Linked DNA regions of Mus musculus: region 1 is linked to region 2. Evidence: chromatin contacts called from ENCODE Hi-C or POLR2A ChIA-PET data. All regions are on one chromosome and are shown on one strand. The core of a region is the stretch at or near the end of the contact, and the rest is flanking DNA. Distances in the headings are between cores, read along the strand shown.

Evidence for each region. A loop is a pair of places that touch in the nucleus more often than their neighbours do. ChIA-PET counts read pairs that join two places held with the same protein, here RNA polymerase II (POLR2A).
Region 1: a map of heart shows a loop between it and region 2 (2.4-fold over the local background). The contact joins the promoter of Kdr here to the enhancer-like site in region 2. A Hi-C loop is called at or near these places in 5 of 37 maps with a recorded cell type or tissue (all heart). POLR2A ChIA-PET finds 5 or more read pairs at or near these places in 1 of 5 experiments (embryonic stem cell).

What each region holds. Positions count from the first base shown.
Region 1 is chr5:75,976,774-75,982,151 of GRCm38, reverse strand. It overlaps Kdr (kinase insert domain protein receptor), which reads left to right and starts at 3,697. Exons shown (of 30, transcript NM_010612.3): 1 at 3,697-4,050. The coding sequence starts at 3,984. It overlaps Gm32727 (a long non-coding RNA gene), which reads right to left and starts at 4,820. Exons shown (of 3, transcript XR_868500.2): 1 at 4,174-4,820.
Region 2 is chr5:75,932,563-75,937,310 of GRCm38, reverse strand. It overlaps Kdr (kinase insert domain protein receptor), which reads left to right. Exons shown (of 30, transcript NM_010612.3): 28 at 373-472; 29 at 931-1,016; 30 at 2,693-4,484. The coding sequence ends at 2,888. Among named protein-coding and RNA genes, the nearest start is that of Gm32727, 42 kb to the left of the region's middle. Within about 2 kb of position 2,975, at least 1 of the 3 ENCODE cell types and tissues checked has a DNase peak (open chromatin) inside an H3K27ac peak, as active enhancers do; it is heart, where a contact is called at or near this core.

The DNA.
Region 1 (5,378 bases), core at 2,448-4,947, 44 kb before region 2:
TCTGTCTGAAAACACCAGGCACGCGTGCGGTCTACATACAAACATGAAAGCAAAATACACACATTACATAAATAAATCTTAAAAAATGATTCGGGGTGGGGGAAGGAAAAAAAAGGATGTTAGAAAATCGATGTAACTGTTTTTTCCTTTTGCACAGATCTAAGTAGGGAAGGAGAACATTCTCTTACCATCGAGAATAATTGTTTTCATTGCCCCCAAGTCTGCTAATAGAGCTTGCTACCTTCATGGCTGTCGTAAGGATGAGGCAAAGATGGACTTCAGCTTTCAGACTGTGTCTGCTCAAATGTTGGCTACTCCTGTTTTCTGACCCCCTTCTCTGGTGCAATGTGGACTTTCAATTAATTTCCCTGCATCTTTTACATATTTGATTTAAAAAATATTTTATTTTATGTAATTGTATGTATATGCATGTCAATAAGCATATGTGTGTGTGTTTCCATGGAAACCAAGGCAACAGATTCTCCAGAGCTGTAGAAATGGGCTGTGAGACGCCCACTGTGGGTGCTCGGAACCAAACTCGGGTCCTGTGGAAAGACAGCGAGCACCCATAATGCAGAGGTATCTCTCAGACTCTACTTTAAAATTTCAATTTATCTTTTTTTTTTTTAAAGTTCCAAGTAACTATAGGAAAGTACATGGGTATATAGATCCCCAGTACCAAGATTCTTCCTTTGCAGGTAGCACAACTTGGTCTGCTTCACATAAAGAATGGAAAGTCATTAAAACACTCATCACACTGTAAAGTAGAATTGAACTCTGACAGAACAAGCGAAGTGAGTCTGACTTCCAGGTAACTGAGCCTTCTTTTCCTCCTAAAGACACAAGCCATACACAGAGTAAAATAAACTTGGGCATGGTGAGAAGGAAACAACGCAGGAGGGCTAGCCAAGTCTGAGAGTCGTGAGTGTGCTCGGTTTATAAACGGAGCCCACCTTGCCAGCGAGGTAGTCACATGCTCTGCTAAACAGAAACTTAAGAAAACACTTACACGAAGCAAACATGGGGAAGTGCCATGCAAGCATGTGACTGACTGGTGGCAATGACCGAAACCACAGCAGCCACTAGAAAAGGAAGGGTAGTGCGCCACACTGTAGTTGTGAAAATGAACTTATTCATTTATTTTGAAAAACGTGTAAGAAGCAAAGATGTCTTCTTTCCCACCTACCTTTGCGGCAGGCGAGCACTTCCTGGAATTTATAAAGTGCGATCTTTCTGGGGACTTCTCATAACATTTCCTACTGCTCATCTATGTCTGTGTCAAATAGAGAATGCTCTTGAACAAGTGTGTGTGTGTGTGTGTGTGCGCGCGCACGCGCACTCACTCCTGCTCTGTTGAGGTCCAGTTTTGATGGTCCCGCCAGAGGTATATTTGAGTATCATTTCTCAAGAGCTTCAGCTGGGAGACACTGCCTCTTACTGGCCTGAAGGTCACTAGCTGATTCATCTCCGTTTGGGCTGGCGCGCCTTGGGGATCCTCCTATCTCTCCTTCCCCAGTGCTGGGATAACAAGGTTGGCACCACATGAGCCTTTTAAAATGTGAGTTTGGAAGCTCAAACGCAGGTTTTCATGCTTGCACTGAAACTTCACAAGCTGAACCGTCTCCCTCTCCTTCCCTCTCTTTTTTCCTTTTCTTCTTCCTTTTTAAAACACATCTTGTCTTTAAAAAAAAAAAAAGGCCCAAAACAAGTGTAAAGTATTTCCCTATGTGTGTGGAGGGAGGGAGTATAGGAGGCTGATTTCACTGAGATCCTGTTAAATTTGGGTGCCATAGCCAATCAAAGACGCATCGTTTCCTCTAAGAATTCTAAATGGGGCGATTACCACGGGCCTGCAGGTTCTGGTTTGTATTAGAGGAGACACTGTCTTCTTAAGTAAAACATAGAAGGGGAAGTGTCCAGAATTGTAAATAAGGCTTCGAGAGAAGCCTTGTCTGGCCACCGGGATGGAGAAGACCTACCTTCGCCTATCCAGGATCCATCGTCCCTCCCTCTACCCAGATCTGACAGCCCTCCTTGGCTCTTTTGCTGAGGTTTGTTTGAGTTTGTTTTACTCTCTGCAAGAGAAGTTTCCTTAAACATTCTACCCTGTTCACAAGTAAATACACCTCTTAGCTAAGAGGCCACACACCCAGGGGAACACCGATAAAAAGAACAAGCCAGAACCTTCAGAACGCTGTCGATAGGTACACCAAGCAGCCTTCATACGGAGTTTTCATTCGTGAGGAGCTGAATATACAACAAAGCTAAATGTGAGCAGACCAGGCATGCCTCTGCTAAATGAGGATGCCCACACCAAACATGCCCAAGATCTTCAAGTATAATTTTATTATATAGATTCGCTATGTGTTGACATGTTTTTATAGTGAACCTGGATTTTACAAACCCTCCTGGTTTGCCACCTGCTTCTGGCACCATACTTGAGGCTTAGGCACGTGATAAAGGAGCATGCCTGTTTCCCCCCTTATTTTTTTTAAAGAAAAGCACCATGTTACATCATTAATCATGCATATCAGTGTAGTTTAGATCCGATGTAGAGACAATAATCTTATCTCTTTGTCTGGCTGAAAGACTGTCCTTTAAACTATCATTCTAAATGCATTTGGTTTTTGCCAGGAGTAAAACATGTCACAAGATATTTGTTGTCATTTCCCAGGCGTGGAAGGAAAGGAATGGAAAGAAAACGAGGGGTGAAGGCTGCTGTTCCTCTCTAGTCGCTACTTGAAGTCTACATAGCTGGGGGGGGGGGGGGGACTGTTCACATGGGACCGGTTTCCTCTTTGTTCCTACACTGGCGCCTCTGGCAAGAAACTCTCCCTTCTCTTCCCCCCAAGCATATCTTGGCTGAAAGGTCAGCTCTGAAAAGGGGCCTGGCCAAAGTTACTGTAGGGGACCGTGGTCATGGAACTGGGTAGACAAAAGCACTCTAGCAGCCACTGGAGAAGGACCGGGGGCTCTTCTCTGTGCATTTGCCCTGGAGCCCTGACCACCGCCAGCTCCCTGCATCTCCTTGCTATGGGTTTTCTGGACCGAGCCAGGCAGGAGTTCACAACCGAAATGTCTTCTAGGGCTAATCAGGTAACTTCGGACGATTTAAAGTTGCCAGATGGACGAGAAAACAGTAGAGGCGTTGGCAACCTGGATAAGCGCCTATCTTCTAATTAAAACATTCAGACGGGGCGGGGGATGCGGTGGCCAAAGCACCATAAAACAAAACTTCCAAGTACTGACCAACTCACTGCAAGTTTGTGCCCCGAGTACATCTAGGTTCAGGGGTTCTTGTCTTCATGCTCCCAACTGCGGGCGGATTTTTGGTCCCTTGGGACTTTCAGTGCAGCGGCGAAGAGAGTTCTGCACTTGCAGGCTCCTAATGAGGGCGCAGTGGGCCTCGTGTTTCTGGTGATGCTTCCCAGGTTGCTGGGGGCAGCAAGTGTCTCAGAGCCCATTACTGGCTACATTTTACTTCCACCAGAAACCGAGCTGCGTCCAGATTTGCTCTCAGATGCGACTTGCCGCCCGGCACAGTTCCGGGGTAGTGGGGGAGTGGGCGTGGGAAACCGGGAAACCCAAACCTGGTATCCAGTGGGGGGCGTGGCCGGACGCAGGGAGTCCCCACCCCTCCCGGTAATGACCCCGCCCCCATTCGCTAGTGTGTAGCCGGCGCTCTCTTTCTGCCCTGAGTCCTCAGGACCCCAAGAGAGTAAGCTGTGTTTCCTTAGATCGCGCGGACCGCTACCCGGCAGGACTGAAAGCCCAGACTGTGTCCCGCAGCCGGGATAACCTGGCTGACCCGATTCCGCGGACACCGCTGCAGCCGCGGCTGGAGCCAGGGCGCCGGTGCCCCGCGCTCTCCCCGGTCTTGCGCTGCGGGGGCGCATACCGCCTCTGTGACTTCTTTGCGGGCCAGGGACGGAGAAGGAGTCTGTGCCTGAGAACTGGGCTCTGTGCCCAGCGCGAGGTGCAGGATGGAGAGCAAGGCGCTGCTAGCTGTCGCTCTGTGGTTCTGCGTGGAGACCCGAGCCGCCTCTGTGGGTAAGAAGCCCACTCTTTAGTAGTAAGGCGGAGAAGTAGGGTGCGGGCGGAGAGTGGGAATAGAAGAGGACCTAACTCGTAGAGCTCTAGAGACCCTCCTCCCTTGGGTGTTCTTTCACTTACCAATGGGGAAACTGAGGTTCAAAGACTCTTCCGAAATGACTCAGCCAGGATTCTACTCTCCCCCGGGCATCGGTTGGAGCGTGTCCTGCGGAGCCGTCACAGCCCCTGGCGCTAGGTAGGCAGGAGTGGAAAGGCGGCCTGAGCCGGGGCAGGAGATGCTCCCACTGGCAGGAACAGGCGGTCAAACGCTGGGAAGCCAGCTCAAGCCAAGCGGCCCGGCTGGCATCAATCACTCCGTGCTGTTGCCCACCGCCCTAGTGTGGGGCAGGGAATCCGCCTCTGGCTCCGCTCCCCTTTAGCTCCAGCGTGTAAGCGCACGGACTATGTGAGGTGAGGTCTCTTCATAGAGCAACACTTTCCTCCCTCAACTTTCTTTGATGCAGAATGCTATTTTTGCTGGTAGGAGGAAGACGCGGCTTTCTCTTCTGTGACAGCTTCTCCAGGTGTATTAAACTAAATAACTCTCCACTTACCGACTCCAAAGCGCTGGTCCTGGGGTAAACTCTGAAAGTCTCAGAAACTCTTGAGCTTGGCACCTAGTTATAGGTCACTTTTCTTGTTTTAAAATGCCCTCTGCTTCAAGGTTAGGCCCACACTCGCTCTTGGGCTTTTGTGCAATAATTTCCCTTCCCTTCCCTTCCCTTCCCTTCCCTTCCCTTCCCTTCCCTTCCCTTCCCTTCCCTTCCCTTTCCCTCTTCCTTTTCCTCCTCCTCTTCCTCCTCTATTTCTCTGTCATTTCCTTTTTGAAGCCACAGTTTGCAGATTTCCAATCTCCACCCATTGGAGAATGGAGAATCAGGAAAAAAGAAGTCAATTCTGCAGAAACATTCCTTGCGCCCTAAGAGAATCGCATGGCTTAAAAGCATTGGCACTGACATACGGCGCCAAGATCGCCTGTCTAGAGCTATTGAGTTTTCCTCATAATGACTTGGTTCATCAGGCTAGCTCCACCACGAGTGCCCTCTTGTTCCTGAGAAGGCCGCACTCTCCCCCTTTCTGGGAAGAGAAAGACAGCCTGGAACATGTGCTTGCCCTGGGTTCCATAGAGAAGCAAGTTGCTTTAAAGCCCAGAGAATTCCTAGTGTAGCAGCTTAACAGCGTCCCGTTCTCTGAATAAGATGGAGGTTGCCCTTTTGGAGTGTGTGACTTGCTTAATTGGATTGGGCTATAATTGGTGCCATCCAAGTCTCGAGACAGAGCCGCTG
Region 2 (4,748 bases), core at 1,726-4,225:
GGGAAGCATGCTGCAGTACATCAAGAGATCACCTGAGGAATTCCATGCAGTCAGCGCCCTGCTGTTGAGTCAGCTGCCCTTGTCTTTAGTTCAGCACTGAACCCCAGAAGCACAATTCCAAGGCACAGGGTCTCCTTTACCCTTCTCAGTTATATTATACTTTTAAATGGACTTTCACAGGAAATTAAGCCTTCTGTGCGTGCTAGCAGAAAAAAATATTCTTTTTGAATTTTGTTTTTCTTCTAGCAAAGGATGTTTTGAAGGTTGCTATTCAACTTGTGGTTGAAAGATAATGAGCTTAGGTATCACTTGAGGCATCCACAGCCAAATATACCACCACCCAAATACAAATAAATATTTGTTCTCTTGCAGTCATTATCTCCAGAACAGTAAGCGAAAGAGCCGGCCAGTGAGTGTAAAAACATTTGAAGATATCCCATTGGAGGAACCAGAAGTAAAAGTGATCCCAGATGTAAGTACATCTTTTAAAAATAGTCATAAAGATAATACTTGGGGTGAAATACTAGCTAGATAAATATTAGCCTAAGCTCTTGAGTTTTGGAACCTTATTAAGGCTGTCCTTGAGCATATGTGCCCTGGGGGAGGTCGATCTTTAGTTTTGCCGTATGAAAGGCACCTGGACCAAGGTTTGGGATAGTCTTAACTGTGTGTCCAACTTCACTCAAGTGCAAATGTTGTCGCCGTGCAGAGAGGAGACCCCAACATCCTGACCTTTCCTCTCTCCTTAGCCCAAGTCTACTTCCTCGAAGCATTTGCTTCCTTTGTGGCTTGCACAGTCGCTGGCTGCCATACCCTTTCCCTCTTTGGCATGACATTGAGTCCTATTGTCAGCTAGATGGATTGAGAAAGGAGTTTAAAGTAGCTGGTCACGTGCACACTCACTGTGTCATTTCACTGTCTCCTAAAAAGGACAGCCAGACAGACAGTGGGATGGTCCTTGCATCAGAAGAGCTGAAAACTCTGGAAGACAGGAACAAATTATCTCCATCTTTTGGGTAAGACTCAGCCTACTAAGGAAGAATATTTCAATACGTATTTTTGGAAGGGCATAATAAAGACATTCAGTGTAGATGTGGTTTCTTTTCTGGTGCCTTTGGAGGTTGATGACATTAATATTCCAAATTAGCAATTTGATAAAGAGGTAAAATAAACTAAGCCATGAAATTGGTGAGTCTGAAGAAAACCCTGAAGCAAGTTAGAGTATTTGGCCAATTTCTAATGACTACATTTGTGAAGGCTATGGGACTGATACGGGCCAGCAGAGTGACCTGTGGCTTCTATGGCCCTGGCCAAACTGCAAAGATGTCAGCAGGTACCATGATCCTGAAGAGTGAAGACTTTGCAGACTCTGATGGACTGTCAAACCTGTACTTAGATGGCTTTATCTGTAATTAAGAAAGATGATATATAAATACATACATATTCACTTATTTCATATATTTAAATATGATTCTTTGAGTCACTGCCTTTTCAGTTGGGGGAAAACTATTAAATTTATTCGAGTCATTCTTCCTTATGACTCAACAGGTATATATAGGCTTTGAATAAATGTACCTGATTTAAATATTAAAAAAATCTTTATGTTTCTAAGAAGAGTGGGATAAGAGTAGTTATTTGTTTGCTGGCAGGCTCATTCTAGGTAGGGAAAACCCAAGATTTGATCTACACACCAGAGAGCTGCTGTACGAGGTGGGGTTCCCTATGGACTTTTGAGTGATGTCTATACAACAACAGTAGCCACAGTAAACTTGGCCGTTTTCTTTAAGGCCCAGCAAGAAGGCATGGGCACCAACCACATGCTTCTTTCATTGACTCAAACAATAGTGACTCAGAGCTATTAGGTGGCCAGGATCATGCCTCTGTTTGAGACACAAACTGGTTTGGTGTGGGAAGTGAAGAGCGGGGCTGGGAGGGGAAACATACTTGTGGTTCTTTGAACTTACATGAAACCGTATTTGAACACAGAGTAAACAAACTCTCTCTGTGGCTTTTATCATGAATAATAAGAATAAGACCCCTTCGAGGGCAAAGCCCGAGCTTTTCGGTCCACACAGCCCACGTTTGTTAGCTTTGACATGACTACTATGTCATTGGAAACATTCTCCAGTTGCTGCTGAGTGACTGAACCCCCAATTTGTCCAAAGAATTTGGTTTGGATGAGTAAAAAACAGTTTTTGACATGTCTGGCCTGACTGTACACTAGCTTTTTTTTTTTTTCTCCCCCTCTACAAATTTATTAACATCTTTTATAGACCACTTAGCTCCCTAGGTGACCGAACAGGAAAAACACAAATGAACTTTTAGACCATCCCGATATCGTTTAATATCATGAAAGAGACCCTGTGACTTCTATCACTGTAGACAAACTTGTCAATCGTCAAGGCTGTAAAACTCTTCCATTGGTTGGGGGCTCTGCATACCTCAGCAGAACGGCCTTTTATCTCGTCTCAAGCTTGAAAGACTTGGACCCGAATAAGAGGACTTATCTGCGACTACTAGCTCATGCCAGTACCTGAGAGTAGACCTTGTCTGAGGCTGATTAGGGAATGAGAGAGAGGGGCTAGTGTCTCTGGAGGGGATTCTACTTCCTTGAGCTCGGGCTTTGGTGACTGTGTAAAGCAAATGAGCCGGCTTCCCTTTTTAATTCATTCGCTTGCTGTTTCTTCTACAGTGGAATGATGCCCAGTAAAAGCAGGGAGTCTGTGGCCTCGGAAGGCTCCAACCAGACCAGTGGCTACCAGTCTGGGTATCACTCAGATGACACAGACACCACCGTGTACTCCAGCGACGAGGCAGGACTTTTAAAGATGGTGGATGCTGCAGTTCACGCTGACTCAGGGACCACACTGCGCTCACCTCCTGTTTAAATGGAAGTGGTCCTGTCCCGGCTCCGCCCCCAACTCCTGGAAATCACGAGAGAGGTGCTGCTTAGATTTTCAAGTGTTGTTCTTTCCACCACCCGGAAGTAGCCACATTTGATTTTCATTTTTGGAGGAGGGACCTCAGACTGCAAGGAGCTTGTCCTCAGGGCATTTCCAGAGAAGATGCCCATGACCCAAGAATGTGTTGACTCTACTCTCTTTTCCATTCATTTAAAAGTCCTATATAATGTGCCCTGCTGTGGTCTCACTACCAGTTAAAGCAAAAGACTTTCAAACAGTGGCTCTGTCCTCCAAGAAGTGGCAACGGCACCTCTGTGAAACTGGATCGAATGGGCAATGCTTTGTGTGTTGAGGATGGGTGAGATGTCCCAGGGCCGAGTCTGTCTACCTTGGAGGCTTTGTGGAGGATGCGGGCTATGAGCCAAGTGTTAAGTGTGGGATGTGGACTGGGAGGAAGGAAGGCGCAAGCTCGCTCGGAGAGCGGTTGGAGCCTGCAGATGCATTGTGCTGGCTCTGGTGGAGGTGGGCTTGTGGCCTGTCAGGAAACGCAAAGGCGGCCGGCAGGGTTTGGTTTTGGAAGGTTTGCGTGCTCTTCACAGTCGGGTTACAGGCGAGTTCCCTGTGGCGTTTCCTACTCCTAATGAGAGTTCCTTCCGGACTCTTACGTGTCTCCTGGCCTGGCCCCAGGAAGGAAATGATGCAGCTTGCTCCTTCCTCATCTCTCAGGCTGTGCCTTAATTCAGAACACCAAAAGAGAGGAACGTCGGCAGAGGCTCCTGACGGGGCCGAAGAATTGTGAGAACAGAACAGAAACTCAGGGTTTCTGCTGGGTGGAGACCCACGTGGCTGCCCTGGTGGCAGTGTCTGAGGGTTCTCTGTCAAGTGGCGGTAAAGGCTCAGGCTGGTGTTCTTCCTCTATCTCCACTCCTGTCAGGCCCCCAAGTCCTCAGTATTTTAGCTTTGTGGCTTCCTGATGGCAGAAAAATCTTAATTGGTTGGTTTGCTCTCCAGATAATCACTAGCCAGATTTCGAAATTACTTTTTAGCCGAGGTTATGATAACATCTACTGTATCCTTTAGAATTTTAACCTATAAAACTATGTCTACTGGTTTCTGCCTGTGTGCTTATGTTAAAAAAAAAAAGAAAGAAAGAAACTGTTCTTTTCATTTGGTACCATAGTGTGAAGAGCTGGGAGCAATGACTGTTAAACATGCTATGGCACATCTATTTATAGTCTGTTATGTAGAACAAATGTAATATATTAAAACGTTATATTATATATAATGAACTTTGTACTACCCACCTTTTGTATCAGTATTATGTACCACTAGAGAGATTACAAGGCTTTCAGCAGCCGCTGTTGTTTTGTTAAAGACTTTGAGAAACTCGAAGGAATCCTTTCATGGAATATGCAGCTATATACCCTACCGTCTCTCTCATCTCAAACGGAGGAGGAGGAGGAGGAGTCAGGTATAATGTGAGTGTGTTCTACGTGTCCTTGTTCTCTGTTCTTAGGAGGAATGATTTCATCAAATGTTTATATGCTTTATAAACCAATAAACGTATTCTGAGTAAAGAGACCCAGTGTTATCATCTTATCACAACAGCTCCATGCCTCGTCTTCGTTACAATCATAATTCATACAGAAACACGTCCTTGTCACATCCCGAGCCCGTGGGATGTGTAGTTGTGTGGCCTCCCAGTGAACCTCAGATCTCTGGTGTGAGATCCTGGAGCAGATGCAGGAACACTTCACTGTCTAGCTAAGGTCAGAGTGTAAGATCCGTTATCGACATTTTGAGGGACTGCTTTTGTCTGAATACAAAGAGCAAAGCAAATCCCTG